Regions from separate parts of the Homo sapiens genome. Here region 2 is linked to region 1. The links are chromatin loops, found by intact Hi-C in ENCODE. Cell type or tissue: Caco-2. All regions are shown on one strand. Each heading gives the region's core, and the rest is flanking DNA. Links, peaks and the distances in the headings are about the cores only. Region 1 overlaps KRT82 (keratin 82). Region 2 has its middle 9.8 kb from the start of KRT6B.

Evidence for each region. A loop is a pair of places that touch in the nucleus more often than their neighbours do. Peaks named below come from ENCODE experiments on the same cell type or tissue, not always from the same donor. Only the 100,000 strongest peaks of a DNase experiment are listed, where the experiment ranks them.
Region 2: a loop joins it to region 1, with 3 times the contacts of the local background. A loop is called at or near these places in 3 of 110 quality-filtered maps.

The regions. Positions count from the first base shown.
Region 1 is chr12:52,393,871-52,398,267 of GRCh38, reverse strand. It overlaps KRT82 (keratin 82), which reads left to right. Exons shown (of 9, transcript NM_033033.4): 6 at 1,260-1,385; 7 at 2,036-2,256; 8 at 2,478-2,509; 9 at 3,073-4,337. The coding sequence ends at 3,293. Among named protein-coding and RNA genes, the nearest start is that of KRT82, 10 kb to the left of the region's middle. RefSeq lists enhancers at 1,774-1,943, 2,066-2,567. In Caco-2, for the core only: a CTCF peak has its summit at 2,238 (motif pointing left); a DNase peak (open chromatin) is centred at 2,267.
Region 2 is chr12:52,459,747-52,464,143 of GRCh38, reverse strand. No RefSeq gene overlaps it. Among named protein-coding and RNA genes, the nearest start is that of KRT6B, 9.8 kb to the right of the region's middle. In Caco-2, for the core only: no CTCF peak of the experiment used is centred there; a DNase peak (open chromatin) is centred at 2,261.

The DNA.
Region 1 (4,397 bases), core at 140-4,139:
GAGAACAGAGGCAAAAAAAGCCAACTGGGTCATTCCCCCCTTTAAAGAGCTTACCCAGAAGCCCTACCCAGCCATGGTCATAGATCTCATTGATTGGAAGACTGAGAAATATTCTCTTATCTGGGCTCATTGTTACCCTAAATAAAAGCAGTGTTCTATTTGGTTCTGGGTTTTTTCTGTTGCTGTTATTTTTGTTTTTTGTTTGTTTGTTTATTTTGAGATGGAGTCTTGCTCTATTGCCCAGGCTAGAGTGCAGTGAGTGGTGCAATCTCGCCTCACTGCAACCTCTGCCTCCCAGGTTCAAGTGATCCTCCTGCCTCAGCCTCCCAAGTAGCTGGGATTATAAGCATGCACCACCATACTCAGCTAATTTGTGTATTTTTAGTAGTGATGGGGTTTCACCATGTTGGCCAGGCTGGTCTTGAACTCTTGACCTCAAATGATCTGCCCGCCTCAGCCTTCCAAAATGCTGGCATTACAGGTGTCAGTCACTGAGCCCAGCCAGGGGTTCTGTTTTAAGAAGAGGACAATGGATATTTACTAGGCAACTGCAGACTTTCCTACTGTAACCAAATAACAAAAGAGCCAATGAGTGTGATTATGTGCTTATCTCTCATTTTGCATTTTCTATATAATATGCTCCCACTCACTATCAGAAAATCTAAAGTCAGCTAATTTTTTAAAACTTACAAATGTAATCTGTACACACTACTATTCAGAAATTGGATTCAGAGTGCAAAGGTTTTTATAAAAAAGTGTTACCTCAAGGTAGGACATAAATTGCATTTTGTTTTTTTTATTGTTTTTGTGGAAAACATACAAATGTTCTCATCCTGATGGGCAGACCCATCCTAATGGGCAGTCCTTGGTCTGTTAGGCAACCCAGGCTGAGCACAGAAACCCCTTCCAAGTTCCAGAGGCATATCTAAAAGGGAGGGAGCCCTCAGGTGAACTTGGGCTCTGGGACAGAGAAAAGGACCAGACACAGAACAGCTCAACAGAGGAGGGGATCTCAGAGGCTGGAGAAAAATCTAACAAGCCTGGAGCTGGGGATGGGGTGAGATGGGAATCAGGAACAGCCCACATAAAGGACCCAAAATTGCCCAGAAGCGGAAGAAGGTAAAGGAGCAGAACCAGTATGAGAACCAGAGAACACCTGAACTAGGAAGTCACGGGAGAAAAGACTGGGAACAGTGAGAAAAGAGGCTAGGAGATGCCATCTTGTGGGGCCTGGGGCTCTGACCTCTCTGTCCTGGCAGTATGAGGAGCTGAGAGTCACAGCTGGGAACCACTGTGACAACCTCCGCAACCGTAAGAACGAGATCCTGGAAATGAATAAACTGATCCAGCGGCTGCAGCAAGAAACCGAGAATGTCAAAGCCCAGGTGAGGCTGGGGAGGACTTCCTTGCTGCAACAGCCATCCTGGGCTGACTGGCCAGTCTGTGCCGTGCAGGGCGGGTTCAATCCTTGCTGTGAGTGCCATTGAAGAGGGAATAAACTTGTGCTGCCTTGCTCAAGCAGAAGCAAGCCCTTTCTACCAAAGGGCTGACCCACAGCAGGATGAGCAGCCACAGGAAATAGTCAGGTCCCCAACAGAAACGAGGTGACCAATGTCAAAGATGAGAAGCAAGGATGCTTCACTAGGTGCAAGTATAGAAAAGATGCACTCCACGGTCCCTTCAGACCCAAAGACTGTGATTCTATGATCCTGAAATTCAAGGTGACTCTCAGTTGTTCATAAAATCAGACCCACTCCATTCTCCTGGGCTAGGGAAGACCAGCTGGGCATTTAAAACATATTAACCCCACAGAAATTTCTCAGCATACTTAAGAGGAAAATCCCCGCTCTCTTGGAGGTATTTTAGACAGAAAACCCATCCCAGTTCCCTGGAGGAACCAGATGTCGCAATCCTAGGATGAAGCTCGCAAATGTGAGCCTGGCACGTAGCCACCCCCGTGTTCTCTCTGCTCTTCTGCGAGTCTGGCTTGGGGCTCCAGGGCCCCCAGTGATGCTTTTCTGCGCCCCTCCCACAGCGCTGCAAACTTGAGGGTGCCATAGCTGAGGCAGAGCAGCAGGGCGAGGCGGCTCTCAATGATGCCAAGTGCAAGCTGGCAGGGCTGGAGGAGGCTCTGCAGAAGGCCAAGCAGGACATGGCCTGCCTGCTCAAGGAATATCAGGAGGTGATGAACTCCAAGCTGGGCCTGGACATCGAGATCGCCACCTACAGGCGCCTGCTGGAGGGTGAAGAGCACAGGTGAGCTCCTCCAGGAGGGGGTCAAAGATGGGCTACCAGGTATGGCCATTACCCAGCCCTCTGGTGGCGGCTGCTAGTATCTCTCACCCCGTCCCCTACCCACATTCATTGAAAACCCACAGCAGCACATGGTCCACAATGAGGGCGGGAGCGGGGAGATGCTGCATTTACCTGCATCTGTTTGATGTAGATACCTGTTTTCTTTTTCCTCTCATCCCCAGGCTGTGCGAAGGCATCGGGCCCGTGAATATCTGTAAGTAGATGAGCCATGCCCCACTGGCTCTGGAGTCTTGGGGGTTGATCACCCCAACACAGGCAGCCCACACCACCCCTTCCTAGACCTCTGATGCCTCCCCTACCCCAAAGGAAGAGCTCTGTCTGCCGTGAGCTCCCAGGCTGGTGGAAAGGGCTATCCAAATCTTTTGGGAGTCAGACTAGGAGCAGATTTGCAACAACATGGTCCAAGTGCTTCAGGGCCCAGAAGCCACAAATAACCACCCTGACAAGAGGATGCTCTTCTAGAGGAAGAGGATTTGAAGCAAGCTTAGGAAGGAGGGACCAGTAGAAACTGAGAAATGGTGAAGCTGAATCCAGCCTGGCCTTGCCCAGGCTCTAGGGAAAGGAGAGAGGTGCATGGGGACCTTGCAAGCACTTTATGTGGCTAGGGTGGGAGACGCGGAGGCTGGAGGCTGGAATGGGGTGTCTGTAGAGGTGAGTGGCAGGAGGTGGGAGGAATGGCCTGGCTGAGTAGTTTCAGGGCAGTACACTGAGAGCCACACCGTGTGGGGCCCTGAGCACCCCTTCCTGTTCCCACAGCAGTGAGCAGCTCCAAAGGCGCCTTCCTGTACGAGCCATGTGGGGTCAGCACGCCTGTCCTCAGCACTGGCGTCCTCAGGAGCAATGGGGGCTGCAGCATCGTGGGCACTGGTGAACTCTATGTCCCCTGCGAGCCCCAGGGGCTACTGAGCTGTGGGAGCGGGCGGAAATCCAGCATGACGCTAGGAGCTGGGGGCAGCTCCCCCAGCCACAAGCATTAGCATGATCCGAGACATCCAGGAGACAGAGCCCCTGCCCCATGGCCCTGGATGTCACACTCCCACCAGGGCTGAAGACAAGGATGTTCCAAAACCCCACCTCCCTTTATTGACTCCACATTCCCCTCCAGTGTTCCCTCCTTGAGAGCTGAGCTGCCCCTAGGACCCCTCCTTTGCCTCATGAGTCACCTTCCACTCACCTGTGTGCAGACCCTCAGCTAGGCCCAGATGGTGGGGACAGACGGCAGAGAAAGAGCATGCATTGCTCTTAACCGCAGAATGGCAATAACCCCCAAAAGGTCAAATGGGCACACCACAGTTCTGCTCTGTGGATCATCCCATGGAAGTTTCCTCACAAAGTCAGCTCCTCTCCCACCACAGGCTCACACTGCCCTTACTTTAGGCTCTCATGCCCCTAAGAAAAGTGAATTTCCTTTAACACCGCCTGAAACATGCACACTGCAAATATCAAAAGGAGACACCCCCAAATCCCACTCTAAATTCCAAAGCCAAGTGCCACGATTTCAGGATCAGTCAGGACCTGCCAATGTCCTCTCAGCACAGAGAATCAAGAGGTGGCCTTTGGGCAGTAGATTTACTTTCTCAGGTATGTTGAACCCAAACTGTGAGAATAAATCTTTCTCCTGAGCTCACATTGGCAGGTGATGTCAGGCCAATGCCTAGAACAAAGGGCAAAGGGATATGGAATGTTTACTGGACAGTTGGAAAACCAAAAACAGATACCATTTTCTCAATGGAATCAGTTCCCCCTCCACCCATCCCCTTCTGTACATAGCCGCCCCTTCCTGTTCCCCAACCCTTTAGCTCCTTTTGCTTTGAGTCTGATATGACAGTGATGTGGGGCTGCCCCAGCTGACTTGGAGGCCCTGGCTCAGGAGCTCATAGATGGAGGAGGTGTGGGCTGACTACCTCCCAGAAGCCCCTCATGCCAAGCCTGTCCCACTGGGGCTCCAGGGCCTCTGCCCTGAACATCTGGGCTTCTGTTCAAAATAAACCTACTCTGTTCATGGATTATAGCAATCAGGATTATTTACTCTGCTCTGTGGAAAGTGTGATAAGGCTGAGGGGGAACTGGTGAGCAGCTTT
Region 2 (4,397 bases), core at 156-4,155, 66 kb before region 1:
TTTGGCCCATTTTATAATCAAGTTATTACTTACTGTTAATTTTAAGAGTTCTTTGTGCAGTTTGGATAATAGTCCTTATTGAATATGTCTTTTACCAATATTTTCTTCCAGTCTGTGGCTTGAATTCTCACTCTCTTGGTAGTGTGTTTTGCAGAGCAGAAGTTTTATTAATAATTTTAATGAAGTCCATGTTATCAATTATATCTTTCATGGTTCCTGACTTTGGCATTGTATCTAAAATGTCATTGTCATACCTAAGGTTATCAAGGCTTTCTCCTATGTTATCTTCTAGGAGCTTTACAGTTTTGCATTTTACATTTAGAGTTATGATCCATTCTAAGTTAATTTTTGTGGTGAATATAAGACCCGTATCTAAATTTGTTTTTCTACATGTAGATACCTAGTTATTCCAGCACCAATTGTTGAAAACGCTGACTTTGTATTGCCTTTGCTTCCTTGACAAAGATCAGTTGATTATATTTATGTAGATCAAATTCTGGGCTCTCTGTTTTGTTCCTTGATCTATTTGTCTATTCTTTCACCAATACCACCGTGTCTTTGTTACTGTAGTTTCATAGTAAGTCTTAAAGTAGGATGCTTGCAGTCCTCTGACTTTGTTCTCCTTCAATATTGTGTTAGCTATTCTGGGTCTTTTGCCTCGCCATAAAAACTTTAGAATCAGTTTGTTGATATCCACAAAGTACTTTGCTGGGATTTTTTTATGGTGGAAAACTCATAGAACTTTATACTGTGGAATTTTTATTAGGGAAAGCTCATAGAATTTTATACTGTGGAGTAAACCTTAATGTTTGAAATTAAAGAAAATGATTTATGAGATTGAAAGATCTTAGAATGGAATGTACAATGTGGCAAAAGGATCTAACTATATTACAAATGTGTGAAATCACCTCCCTGAAGTGGATGGGAAGAAAAAAGGCTGACATCAGGAACTCTGCAAGTGAGTGGAGTCTATGAGACTAAAGGCAAAGAAACTTGTGAGAACTGTATGTCAGTATTGTACTTGAGTTGATAAGGCTGCTTCCCATGGTGGCATGACTAACAATTCTGAAACCACTATGCCTGTGCTTTAGTCAGTGTTCTCCAGAGTAATGGAAACTATAGGGTATATATATATATATATATACACACACACATATATATATACACACACACATATATATACACACACACACATATATACACACTCATATATATATACACACACACACAAATATATATATATATCTGTACCTATCTATCTATCTGCATCTATCAATCTACTTACCTATGTATTTAGAGAGAGAGAGAGATTATAAAGAATTGGTTGATGTGGTTTAGGTGGCTGACAAGTCCCAAGATCTGCAGTGGACCAGCAGGAGACCCAAGAAAGCAAATGTTCTAGTTTGAGTCTAAAGGCAGAAAAAACCCAGCTCAAATGCTATTAGGCAAAAGGAATTCTCTCTTACTAACCTGTTTGTTCTATTCTTCCCTTTAACTAATTTAATGAGGCCCACTCACATAAGTAAGGCAATTTGCTTTACTCAGTATATATACTCAAATATTAATCTCATCCAGAAACATACTCACAGACACACCCTCACCCTGAAAAATGTTTTACCAGATATCTGGGAACTCCCACAAAAATATTCCACCATAATTTAAATTTTTTTTTCTATTCTGCAAGATGTGTTTTTAAAAAATTCAATAGTTTTGGGGGAACAGGTGGTGTTTGGTTGCATGGAAATGTTCTTTAGTGGTGATTTCTGAGACTCTGGTGCACTCATCACCCAAGCAGTGTACAATGTACCCAGTGTGTAGTCTTTTATCCCTCACCCCACTTCTACCCTTCTCCCCAAGTCCCCAGACTTCATTATATCATTTGTATGCCTTTGAGTCCTCATAGCTTAGCTCCCGCTTACAAGTGAGAACACGCAATGTCTGGTTTTCCATTCCTGAGTTACTTCACTTAGGATAATGGTCTCCAACTTTAGCCAGGCTGCTATGAATGCCATTATTTGATTTCTTTTTATGACTGGTGGAGGTGGCAGGGGTGTGAAGTAGACTCTGTGAGAGTCTTTCGTTGTTGATATGTTTAGTGTGCTGGTTTTCTCAAATTCTGGTTATGCTAGCAGTGAAGTTGTCACATCGACAGACCAGAATGTTGCAGGCAGTGGAATGAGCCGTTTTTTTCTCCTTCTTTGGAGCAGGGTTGTTCTGTCCTGAGTTGCTGTACTGTCCTGAGTTGGTTGGCCTCCAGCCAGGAGGTGGCACTTTTGAGAGAGCACCAGCTGCGATAGTAGAAGGGGAATATAAGCTTGCCCTAAGTTGGCCAGGATAAGTATTCAGGTTTCTCAGGTGATGGCTGGGGTCATAAAGCTCTCAACGGTTTATGTCTTTTGTGACTGGAGTTCTTCATCTGTCTTGTGGAATTTGCAATGGCCTTCTTCTCTTTTCAAAAAATCTGTGATTTCTTTCTGTTTTCATGGTATGCTTCTGCAGTGGTTCCTGGAGCAAAAGTTCACAGTGTGAGTCTCCATATGATGTTCTGTTCTTCAAAGTGGGAGCTGCAAGTCAGCCCTGTCTCCAATCCATCTTCCCTCTAATTTTAATTCTATTCCACAACATATGTTCTGATGATTAATTTTATGTGGCAACTTCCATGGATGTTATGTGTTCCATTCATGTTATATGGTCCCATCACAATACATACTGAGGAACAAAACAATTAAGTAAATGGATAGCAGATAGTCGCAGCCAGGGTTTTTGCTGTTGTTATGTGAGGTTGTAGATAAGCAAGAGAAGATGCTAGAATGATCCATGTGGTAATGAATTCAAGTTGGAGACTTGAATAGATAGATACAAATTGTTACATATAATAATACATATAAATGTATTTATTGTCACCTAACAGGGCCCAGAAGCAGTGACACACCAGCAGCAGTGAGCACATCTTGTACCTAGATCTTGGTTGCTAATGCTATTACCCACTCTTACCCACTGTTACCATGATGGTTAATTTTATGTGTCAACTTAACTGGGCTACAGGTGCCCATATATTTGGTGAACACTATTCTAAGTATTTCTGTGAGGATGTTTTGGATGAGATTAAGATTTGAATCCATAGACTGAGTAAAGCAGATTGCCCTCCCTATTGTGGGTAGGTCTTATTCAATCAGCTGAAGGCCTGAATAGAACAAAAGCCTGACTGACCCTCCCTCTGGTAGGAGAGAACTCTCCTGCCTTATGGCCTTCAAACTGGGACATTAGCTCCCTCTGGTTCTACAGCAGCTTCCAGCCTTCAAAGTCAAACTGACACATCAGCTTTGCAGATTTTGGATTTGCCATTTTCCGTAGTTATATGAGTGAATTCCTTAAAATAAATCTCTTTATATATTTATCTCCTATTGGTTCAGTTTATCTGAAGAACCCTGACTAGGAGCAAGTGGCTCTTGGAGAAATTGTTGATTTTAGGACTAGGGCAGGAGACATAAAAGATGATCCTGGAGCATCTTGCCATGTCAGAAAGTAAGGAAGTTTTTTAAATAACAGAGAAGCAAACAAAAATGAAAAAACACAAGGTGTCAATTAAAAGTGCTGCCAATGGCCAGATTGGAAAAAGTTGAGCAATGAAGTAAATAACTAAATGTATGTATTGGAATATAGTACAAAGCACAAAATAAATACCCATAAACCTATAGTGCTATAAATAAATGATTGAGTAAATCAGTGAGAGAGGATAGACAACTGTCACATGGAAGAATTCCAAACAATTTATATAAGTGCTCCCCCAGAATGAGGTAGAGTGTAACTGCTCCCCGCTTAAGTGTGGGCTGTGATTAATGACTTCTTTCCAAAGAGTAGAGCATGAAAAGGAGGTTCAGTAGTCCCCCCTTATCCATGGGGATAGTTCTAAGACCCCCAGTGGATGCCCCAAACCTCAGATAGTATCAAACCATACATATACTGGGTTATCTCCTATACAAACATACCTACGATAAAGCTTAATTTATAAATTAGGCACAGAGAGAAACCAACAATAACCAATAATTAAGTTATTATTAGTATTTTAAGTAAAATAGGGGTTCCTGAACACAAGTACTGTGATACCCTGACAGTTGATCTGAAAATCAAGCCAGCTGCAAACAGTCTCACGGACCACAGCACAAATTATGAATCAAGACTAAGAAATTAACTCAAAACCAGACAATTACATGGGATTTGAATAACCTGCTCCTGAATGACTTTTGGGTAAATAATAAAATTATGCAAAAATCAAGAAGTTCTTTGAAACTAATCAGAACAAAGATACAGAATTTCTGGGATGCAGCAAAGGCAGTATTAAGAAGGAAAGTTATAGGACTAAATGCCCACATCAAAAAGTTAGAAAGATCTCAAGT